3 separate regions of the Homo sapiens genome follow, and regions 1 and 2 are each linked to region 3. The links are chromatin contacts, found by Hi-C or POLR2A ChIA-PET in ENCODE. All regions are on one chromosome and are shown on one strand. Each heading gives the region's core, a stretch centred on a gene start or an enhancer-like site at or near the end of the contact. The rest is flanking DNA. Distances are from core to core; before and after follow the strand shown. Region 1 holds the start of IFITM2 (interferon induced transmembrane protein 2). Region 2 overlaps IFITM3-AS1 (IFITM3 antisense RNA 1). Region 3 holds the start of LMNTD2 (lamin tail domain containing 2).

Region 1 (2,500 bases), core at 1-2,500, 250 kb before region 3:
AAAATTTATCTTATAGAGCCAAAGTCATCGTTACTCAAACACATCACTCTGCAGTTACACGGCTGCACGCTACCGTCATGTAAACTCTGGAATACTGACGTGGACCTGACCACCCGCTGAGGTGAAAGGCTACAGCAGGGTGAGCAGCTGCCCATCTCTGTAAATTCCACCCTCAGCGATGTCCTCTGCGGAGTCTGGCCTGGTGGGAGAATAAGCCCAGGAAAATGGGCCCATGTAGCACATCAGGAATTAAACAGGGCGCAGGTCGCGGTGCACATAGGCCTGCAGGCCACGTTCCTGCCCCTGTGACCCGCACTGTCCCCTCTGACAAGCTCAAGTGCACAGCATCAGCTCTGTTTGCTGCAATAGCCTCTGCCAAGGAAGGTCCAGGAAGAAGCCCAGAGGCCACACAAGGTGTTTCCACAGGGAGGCTGTAACCTCAGGAGCTGCTCAGAGGCAGCACCGGTTCATGGGAAAAACAGGCGGCAACTACAGGAAGCAGCTGGCACCCGTGTGAGGACCCAGGGAAGAGGCAGAGATGATCAGAACCTGGAAATCTGGAGGGTGCCCCAGGGACCAGCCAGCCAGAGCTCTGGGCAGCGTGGGTGCTGCTGGGCTGTGTGGAGCGGGTCTGGGAGCCGTCACCCAGGTGGGCCTCCAGGGGAAAGGGCCATGGCTTCTAACTCCACCGTCCAGGTCTCTGCTATTGGCATCCCACAGCCCCCTCTTCTGTCAGTGCTCCCAGAGTCCCCTTTCCTGGGCCTGGAGGGCTCCTTTGGGGCAGGCAACATTGGCCGCCAACCCTCTGACCTGCACCAGGAGACACGGGGACCTTTAACCCCCAAACCCGCATGGAGCAGGACTGCAACCCCAGCAAAGGACAAGGGATGTCAGCAGATGAGGCCTGTGACAAGTGAGATGAGGGCTTTTTTTTTTTTTTGAGACGGAGTCTGGCTCTGTTGCCCAGGCTGGAGTGCAGTGGCACAACCTTGGCTCACTGCAAGCTCCGCCTCCCCGGTTCACGCCATTCTCCTACCTCAGCCTCCCAAGTAGCTGGGACTACAGGTGCCCGCCATCACACCCGGCTAATTTTTTTTTGTATATTTAGTAGAGACGGGGTTTCACCGTGTTAGCCAGGATGGTCTCGATCTCCTGACCTCATGATCCTCCCACCTCAGCCTCCCAAAGTGCTGGGATTACAGGCGTGAGCCACGGCGCCCGGCAGAGGTGAGGGCTTTGGGGAAACGGTTGTGGGGCCTGGAGTGTGGAGGCGTCAGCGCAGGCCTGGCAGGAGCCCTGAACCGGGACAGTGAGGTCCTGCAGCTGCTGGCCTGGGGTGTGGAGACTCCCAACACAGGGGAAGTCTCCAGGACCCCACACCACTAACAAGATGAGACTTGTGCTCCTTTGGGCTCTAGAGAGGAAGCCCCTCTTAGCCCTCAGCCCCTCTTTCCTCCCTCTCCTAAAGTAATTTGATCCTCAGGAATTTGTTCTGCCCTTATCTGGCCCTGGCCAGCTCTGCATTTGACAAATGCCAGGAAGAGGAAACTGTTGAGAAAACGGAACTACTGGGGAAAGGGAGGGCTCACTGAGAACCATCCCGGTAACCCGATCACCGCTGGTCACCATGAACCACATTGTGCAAACCTTCTCTCCTGTCAACAGCGGCCAGCCTCCCAACTACGAGATGCTCAAGGAGGAGCAGGAAGTGGCTATGCTGGGGGTGCCCCACAACCCTGCTCCCCCGATGTCCACCGTGATCCACATCCGCAGCGAGACCTCCGTGCCTGACCATGTGGTCTGGTCCCTGTTCAACACCCTCTTCATGAACACCTGCTGCCTGGGCTTCATAGCATTCGCGTACTCCGTGAAGGTGCGTATGGCCCTGGCGGAAATCCAGGGGGTGCCGGTGAGCCTGGGGCTCCACCTGCCCACATGCTGCCTGGGGTGGGGACTTGTGTGTCCCTGTGACTGTGAGTTTGTGTGCACGTCTGTCCTGTGTGTGCCCACGTCAGTGGCTTTGTCTGTGTGATCTGTGTGTGTGTGTGGCTTGGGGAATCTGCCCAGTGCAGGTCTAGGAGGAGGCTCCAGGAGGCTGGCTGGCTGGCTCAGAGTCTGTCCCCGGCTATCCACTAGCCCAGAGCAGTTCTCCCTATAGCCCAGTAAGAAATTACACCTTCACCTTCCAGACTGGCACCCAGGCTCTCCCAGAAAGTGAGAAGGGAACTCACAGGTGACTTCACCCCATGGTGGGGAGAACAGCCTGTGCTGGGGCCAAGGCAGAAGGAGGATGAGCCCCGAGGCTCCTGGAGAGTCTGAGCCGGGTGAGGAAGGGGAGGAGGTGGTCCCTGATCTCAGGGCAGGGAGGAGACAGTGAGGAGCTGGAGCCATAGCACGCGGCTCTCAGCTGGGGGATCCTGGTCCCCTCACCATCTCCTCTCCCCCAGTCTAGGGACAGGAAGATGGTTGGCGACGTGACCGGGGCCCAGGCCTATGCCTC
Region 2 (4,452 bases), core at 575-3,074, 230 kb before region 3:
TGGAGAATATCCAGCCTCCCACAAGAAGCTGGCGGAGCAGAGTGTTCCCTGACTCCTCCAAGGAAAGGAGACTCCCTTTCACGGTCGGCTAAGTAACGGGTGCCTTCCCAGGCACTGGCGTTACCGCTTGACCAAGGAGCCCTCAAGCGGCCCTTATGTTGGCGTGACAGAGGGCTCACCTCTTGCCTTCTAGGTCACTTCTCACAACGTCCCTTCAGCACCTGACCCTATACCCGCCGGTTATTCCCAGGTTATATAGTAATGGAACAAAGAGTAATATTAAAAGCTAATGATTAATAATGTTTATAATAACGATTGATAATTGTCCGTGATCATCTCTATATCTAATTTGTGTTATGACTCTATGACTGTTCTTATTCCATTTTCTTTATTATACTGAAACAGTTTGTGCCTTCAGTCTCTTGCCTGGGCACCTGGGTCATCCTCCACCCACAGCTGACTTCACACCGTGCTCTTCCTTGAGCATGTCTCAGGTTTCCGGGAAGCTGATGTTTTTGGGAGTGCAGAAGGCTTGGGAAGTGTGGTTCCTGGTCTCTTACGTGGCCGTCTGTGGAGTAGCGTCCGGACGCTGGGGTACCGTGGGAAGGGTGGTTCCCGGTCTCTTACGTGGCCGTCTGTGGAGTAGCGTCCGGACGCTGGGGTACCGTGGGAAGGGTGGTTCCTGGTCTCTTACGTGGCCGTCTGTGGAGTAACGTCCGGATGCTGGGGTACTGTCTCTGGCAGGGCTGTTTTCTCAGGCACCTTCTCCCACCTGGACTCAAGGGTTCTGCTTTCTTAGAAGTTTCTGTTTCCTGCTGTTTGGAAATTCGTGAATTGTGTGAGGTCTGAGGAGGGGGGTAACACATTTCTGAACGTGAAGTTATACATTGAGGGTGGGTAGAAGCACTGTGGGCTAAGGAGGCTTCTCTGCAGGACCCCATCAGGACGGTGTCAGGGCGTGTGGAAACACTGTAGGCTAAGTAAGCAGGCTTCTCTGCAGGACCCCATCAGGACGGTGTCAGGGCGTGTGGAAAAACTGTAGGCTAAGTAAGGAGGCTTCTCTGCAGGACCCCATCAGGACGGTGTCAGGGCGGGTAGAAGCACTGTGGGCTAAGTAAGGAGTCTTCTCTGCAGGAGCCGCATCAGGACAGCGTCAGGTGACTCCAACCTCCTCTTGTAGGGGTGCCAGAGGCCCCTGTGCGCTTTACCAGGCCTGGGAGTCTCCTCTCCTCACCCCAGCTGCTGCAGGACCTCACTGTCTTGGTACAGGTCCCTGCCAGGCCCCAATGGGGCTTCCACACTCCAGGCCCCACAGGGAGCCCCTCAAGCCTTCGCCTCTCTCGTCACAGGCCTCCTCTGCTGAAATCTTCCCTTTTCTGGGGCTGCGGTCCTGCTCTATGTGGGTTCAGAGGCCTAAGCCTCCCCGTGTCTCCTGGTGCAGGTCAGAGACCCAGTGGCCACTGCTCCTGCCCCACAGCAGCCCTCCAGGCCCAGGACCGGGGACGACAGGGAGCACTGACTGAAGAGGAGGCTGTCTTTGGACACGGGGAGGATTCCAGGGCCTGTGGGGGCAGCTTCGGTGCTCAGGGCTCACACGTGTGACCCCCTCCTTCCGCTTTCCGGGGCCCCTTTGTTTTATAAAATGCCACAGAGGTCGAGGGGACATGAGGGTCAGGGGGGAGGGGGGTTCCTGGACTCGGGGCCACACCCAGTAGGGCTTGGGCAGGGCTCTAGGGCCCCACTGGCCAAAAGCTTCCTGAGATTACAGCAGTTTCCTCTTCCTGCCTCAGTGCCCCACGGACAGGGGGTGCGATCTGAGCAGAATGAGGTGACGTCACTGGGTCAGCGGCTCCTGTGGCATCTGGCCAAGGACAATGTGCTGAGAAGTTTCCCCTGAAAAAATCAGAAACAAAACTCACCTCAGGAGAGGCCCCTGCACCCTCCAAGAGGAAGTGGGAGTCACGTGAGGCTCGTCTTGATTGGGGTTCCTGGAGAGGAGGCCCCCTCTCCCCAGGTGGGGGCTCCTGTTTCCCCTGCTCTGCTCTGAGGTCCCCAGGGTCCAGTCCCCTCCCCACCCTATCCTGGAGCTTGTCAAGGCCACCAGAGACCTGCTCCCTGTGCCGTCTCAGACTGGACTCTGGGGTCTCCGGTGCCTCCTCTGATTCTGCACCTCGGTGCAGCCTCTGGCCTGGCTGCGCTCTGAGGAGCTCCCTGTGGCCACCGAGCCCTTGGAACGTGGCCAGTTCCATTCTCAAACTGCTGTGAGTGCAAAGCTCATGCTGGATTTTGAAGATTTGGTGAGAAAAAAAATTTCTTTGTAAAATGTCAGTATTTCATCAATAGTATATTTTGTTGATGATATGTTGAGAAACTATTTTGGATATGTTTGTTTAAGTAGATTGCTGGCCAGGCATGGTGGCTCACTCCTGTAATCCCAGCACTGGGAGGCCAAGGCAAGAGGATCGCTTGAGGCCGGGTGGTTGAGGCTGCCGTGAGCTGTAATGGTGCCACTGCCCTCCAGCATGGATGACAGAGACCCCACCTCTAAAAACAATTAATTAATTAAAATTAAATCAGTAAAAAATTTTTTTAATTAAAATTTTAAAAAATAGATTATTAAAACAAATATCACCCATTTACTTTTGCTTTTTTAGAAACATTGGTACTGGAAGATTTAGCATTGGGTGTGCAGGGCCCACCCTCTTCGCTCATGTCACTGGCCCCTTCCACTGGCGGCATTGCAGGGGGAGCCGCCGTGCATCCAGAAGTGAGGGTCCTGGCCTGGAGATCTGCTCCCGCAAGTCCCCCAGGACTCCGGCTTCCTCTCAGGGGTTCACTTCTTTCTTGAATTAGAGCTGGGTCTCCTGGCCACAAAGGAGCTGTATCTTTGAGGCTTGGAGCCTTCCCCAAATATGCCTCGTATGGCACGGGGCAGGCCTCTGGGCAGTGGGCAGCGGGGGCTCGCTGCTGCCAGTCCCTGACCCCCGCCTTGGTGTGAGTGCTTCAAGTGGCTTCCCCACTGCCGTTCAAACACGATAACTTCAGAAGGTGGCATTTGTACCTGACATCTTGGGAATCTTAAGACTTTTTCTAATGGTTTCCAAGGACAGGCTAATAATCAGAGAGATGAGAACAACCTGGTCATCATTAGGAAAACAAAATGTTCTCACTGCACAGGAAAATAAGGTTGATATTTCTGTGAACCTACTCAAATTAACACCCAATCAAAACCAATTTTTTTTTTTGAGATGGAATCTCACCCTTGTTACCCAGGCTGGAGTGCAATGGCGTGATCTCGGCTCACCGCAACCTCTGCCTCCCGGGTTCAAGCAATTCCCAGCCTCAGCCTCCCAAGTAGATGAGATTACAGGCATGAGCCACCACGCCCGGCTAATTTTGTACTTTTGGTAGAGACGGGATTTCTCCATGTTGGTCAGGCTGGTCTCGAACTCCCGACCTCAGGTGATCTGCCTGTCTCAGCCTCCCAAAGTGCTGGGATTACAGGTGTGTGCCACCATGCCTACCCACAAACTGATTTTTTAAAAATTTATCTAGATTGTAAAAAAATATATCTTCTTCTTTTTTTTTTTTTTTTTTTTCCTGAGACGGAGTCTCGCTCTGTCGTCCAGACTGGAGTGCAGTGGCGCAATCTCAGCTCACTGCAAGCTATGCCTCCCAGGTTCACACCATTCTCCTGCCTCAGCCTTCTGAGTAGCTGTGACTACAGGCACCCGCCACCACGCCTGGCTAATTTTTTGTATTTTTAGTACAGATAGAATTTCACCCTGTTAGCCAGGATGGTCTCAATCTCCTGACCTTGTGATCTGGCCGCCTCGGCCTCCCAAAGTGCTGGGATTACAGGTGTGAGCCACCGCGCCCGGCCTGTCTTCTTCTTCCTAAGTAAGTGAAGGAAATAATGTATACAGTGGTCCATTTCCAAGACAAAGTGCCTTAAATCAGCTTAGGTCAGCAAACTACAGAAGAAACAGGATATACTAGGCCCCTGCTTGGATAGCTGATGCCTTCTTGTCAGCCTTCTCCCTCCCCTTCTCCCTCCACTTAGTTGCCCTTACCCAAACCAGGGAAGTTTCGTCTAAGATAAAAGTTTACTAGCCTGCAAAATAGCTCGGTTTGTCTGTCCTTATCAGCCTGCCCAGCTACTTAGCTCATAAGTCAAATACGCAGAGCCCCTGGGCTGACTGGGATTGCAATGCATTGTGGGCTGCAACAAAATGCAGCAGGACAACCCAAAAGAAGACACCTAAAGCTGCTGCCCAACAACCAATGGGAAGACTGTGACCCCACAGTACTCAGCCTATGAGGATGCAGGGGAGGGGCCTGTGCACTGGGAGATAAATCGCTGGTTGTGACTGTGCTGTGAGTGCCTGCCCATCAGATAGATACCTGATCTTGCAAGACCGTCATCAAAAGTCTCACTTTTGCTGTCTTCTG
Region 3 (2,835 bases), core at 154-2,653:
CCCAGCACTCACCTGAGGCCCGACCTCCAAGCAGGCCTGGGAGGGAAGGGCTGTATACCGTTGCCATGGATACCAGCACCCAGAAGGGGTGGGGCTGTTTGTTACCAGGAGCCTCCAGGGAGACCCCAGACCAGGCCCCTAGGTGAGTTCTGGGCCAGCCCAGCCTGGAGGAGGTGTGAGAGGCTGAGCCACTGCTCAGCTTAGCGGGGGGACCACTTAGTGACCAACACCCTGAGGGAGGCCCCAGCATCCCCTACCTAGCCTGGCAGCAGCAGCGGGATAAATAGGGGGGCACTGCTGCCTGTGAGCCAGCCCAGCATAGCCATGGGTGTGTGGGGGAAGCAGACAGGTAACAGTGACAAGCTGGGGACTGTGCTGAACGCTAACTGGCAATAGTACACTCCTGCCCACAGCCTGTTTTTAAATTAATAATTAATTCTTTAGAGACAGGGTCTTGCTCCGCTGTCCAGGCTGGAATGCTTCGGTGTGATGACAGCGCACGTTAACCTCGAATTCCTGGGCTCAGGTGATCCTCCCACTTCCGCCTCCTGACTTGCTGAAACTACAGGCACCCGCCTCCACCGCCAGGCCCAGCCCACAGCTCCTTTGACCTCAGTGACAGGCACTCACCTACCTGACCCCCAAACTGAAGCCTCACTTTTCCCAGCCGTGTCCACACCCTCTGGGCTACCCCATTACCATGACAAGTATTCCCTCTGCTCCAGGAGAAAAGCCAGGTCCCAGACCTGACCCATTAAAACCCAATCATTCCAGCTTTCACCCTTCATCTCTGCAACTTTCGGCTATGTAAGGGCTCCCTGGGGGAGCACAGGAGACAGGCGGGCAGGAGGCCCACGCCCACAACTCTTTCTGAGCTGGGCAGAACAATCAATGGCCCACACAGCTGACCGCGAGGCTGCGGGGCCCTGGGCGGGACAGTAGGGTAGGGGGTGAAGGAGCGGCTTCCAGCCAGCTTCACTGTGTGCATGGCCTGGCACTGGGTCCAAAAGGGGCAGGAAGGTGTCGGAGAAGAGCCTCAGCTAGAGTCCGGGCCTTCTGAGCGGGCACCTCCCGCACCAGGACTCTGCGCCCGCCAGCTCCGCAGGGCTCCACCTCCCTCGCCGGGACTGGTGACCCTGCGACCCCGCGACCCCTGCGCGTCCAGACTACTGCAGCTGCGGTAGGCCCCAAAGGCTGGCCCGGGAAGCGAGGGGAGGGGCTGGCCCCGCTGCCCCTGGACGCAGGCGGGGGTTGCGGGATCTCAAGCCAGAGACCCTTCCTGGGCGGGAACCCGCCACACTAGAAGGCTGCTGAGGAAGTCGGCCCAGGAGCGGGGCCAGACACCTACCCCGACGCCTGCCCGCGGGCCGCAGCCACCGCATTTCCGCGTTTTTCGCGGTAGGCGGGAGGTGGGGGCGGGGACTGCGGCTCGGCGCCCCCCTCCGACCCGCCCACACCTGTAGTCTCGGGGGGGGCGGGGCGCGGCGACGAGCCAATGGGTCGGGGAGGGGCGTGACAGAGGCAGCCAATGGGCGCGGGGAGGGGGCGGAACGCCCGCGCTGAGCAGCCAATAGGGGTGCTAGGGGCGGGGCGTGCGGACCGCGGGCCAATGGGGGCGCGGGGCCCGGGTGCGCCGCGGCGCTGGGGGCGGCAGGTTGCGGCGGCGCCGGAGCGGGTCTCCAGGCTGGCGAGCGCCCAGGTGAGCCGCGCCGGGTCCCCGGTACTTGGGAGCGCGGGGCGCGCCTCGAGCCGGCCGGACGCCGACTCCAACTGGGGAGAGTTTTCCGCGATGCCCGGACGGAGAGCGGGGGCGGCGCCGCACCTGCGCCCGCCCTGCGGAACGGGGACGCCCTGGCTCCCGCCAGGCTGGGGTCGCGGCGCGGGCTTCGGTGCCCGCGGCGGGGACCGGGACTTTCGGGGCGAGCGCAGCGATTAGGCGGCAGCGGCGGGGCTCCCCGGGCTGGCGGGGGCTGCTCAGACCCGGAGTCTGCTCCATCTGCAGGGTCGAGGTCTGGGTTGCGACCCCGAGCGCCTCTGCGGCCTGAGCAGGTCGGGGTGGGGCGTTCCCATGCCGGCGGCCGCGGGGCCTGGCGTGCGGGCGCCTCCGCGCCGCCCGGGGAGGGGGCAGTGTCCTCCGAGCCAGGTGAGGCGAGTAGGAAATGCTGGATCTGGTTAATGATTCGCCTTGTTCCGGGAGTGCGAGCGTGGCAAGAGGAAGCTGGTGAAGTGGGGGAGGATGCGTGCTCCGGAGGGCCGCCACCCCAGGAATGTGTGGCTGGCGGGTGGGGCTGGCACAGGAGGGTGGGGCCCGTGCGGAGGGGCGGCAGCCCAGCCGTTTCTAGGGCAGGCCAAGAGGATGAGGAGAGGAGGACCAGCCTGCGATAGGAGTAGGCAGGTCCTGACCCGGTGCCTGCGCCCTCCCCACAGGACAGGCATGTTGTTGGGACTGGCGGCCATGGAGCTGAAGGTGTGGGTGGATGGCATCCAGCGTGTGGTCTGTGGGGTCTCAGAGCAGACCACCTGCCAGGAAGTGGTCATCGCACTAGCCCAAGCAATAGGTGAGTCCTCTCGGGGTCAGGCAGGCCGGGCAGGTAGAGCTGAAGTGGGACCTGGTGGTCCAGCTCCATGGTCTCCCCCAAGGAGAGTGGGGCTGGTTGCTGATCCTTTTTGTTCTTCCCAACTCTTCAAGCCAGGTGGACAGAGAGTCGGGGGGACATAGGCTGACCTTCTCCTCTTCTTCCCAGGCCAGACTGGCCGCTTTGTGCTTGTGCAGCGGCTTCGGGAGAAGGAGCGGCAGTTGCTGCCACAAGAGTGTCCAGTGGGCGCCCAGGCCAC

Evidence for each region. A loop is a pair of places that touch in the nucleus more often than their neighbours do. ChIA-PET counts read pairs that join two places held with the same protein, here RNA polymerase II (POLR2A). Pooled maps may share reads with other maps.
Region 1: a loop to region 3 is called in a pooled map, with 2.1 times the contacts of the local background. The contact joins the promoter of IFITM2 here to the promoter of LMNTD2 in region 3. A Hi-C loop is called at or near these places in 4 of 50 pooled maps. POLR2A ChIA-PET finds 5 or more read pairs at or near these places in 5 of 52 experiments (BJ, MCF 10A, WTC11 and 2 more).
Region 2: a loop to region 3 is called in a pooled map, with 2.9 times the contacts of the local background. The contact joins the enhancer-like site here to the promoter of LMNTD2 in region 3. A Hi-C loop is called at or near these places in 4 of 50 pooled maps. POLR2A ChIA-PET finds 5 or more read pairs at or near these places in 6 of 52 experiments (CD8-positive, alpha-beta memory T cell, HEK293T, MCF 10A and 2 more).

Annotation. Positions count from the first base shown.
Region 1 is chr11:306,566-309,065 of GRCh38, forward strand. IFITM2 (interferon induced transmembrane protein 2) reads left to right here and starts at 1,251. Exons shown (of 2, transcript NM_006435.3): 1 at 1,251-1,873; 2 at 2,448-2,500. The coding sequence starts at 1,628. RefSeq lists enhancers at 1,492-1,911, 2,292-2,411, 2,432-2,500.
Region 2 is chr11:325,332-329,783 of GRCh38, forward strand. IFITM3-AS1 (IFITM3 antisense RNA 1) reads left to right here. Exons shown (of 5, transcript XR_007062540.1): 2 at 1-2,297. Among named protein-coding and RNA genes, the nearest start is that of IFITM3, 6.7 kb to the left of the region's middle. RefSeq lists enhancers at 1,166-1,305, 1,726-2,095, 2,156-2,205. Within about 2 kb of position 1,825, at least 33 of the 41 ENCODE cell types and tissues checked have a DNase peak (open chromatin) inside an H3K27ac peak, as active enhancers do.
Region 3 is chr11:559,335-562,169 of GRCh38, forward strand. LMNTD2 (lamin tail domain containing 2) reads right to left here and starts at 1,404. Exons shown (of 14, transcript NM_173573.3): 1 at 1,349-1,404. The coding sequence starts at 1,382. RASSF7 (Ras association domain family member 7) reads left to right here and starts at 1,636. Exons shown (of 6, transcript NM_003475.4): 1 at 1,636-2,143; 2 at 2,428-2,558; 3 at 2,745-2,835. The coding sequence starts at 2,435. LMNTD2-AS1 (LMNTD2 antisense RNA 1) reads left to right here. Exons shown (of 2, transcript NR_147607.1): 1 at 1-142; 2 at 445-772. RefSeq lists an enhancer at 2,439-2,835.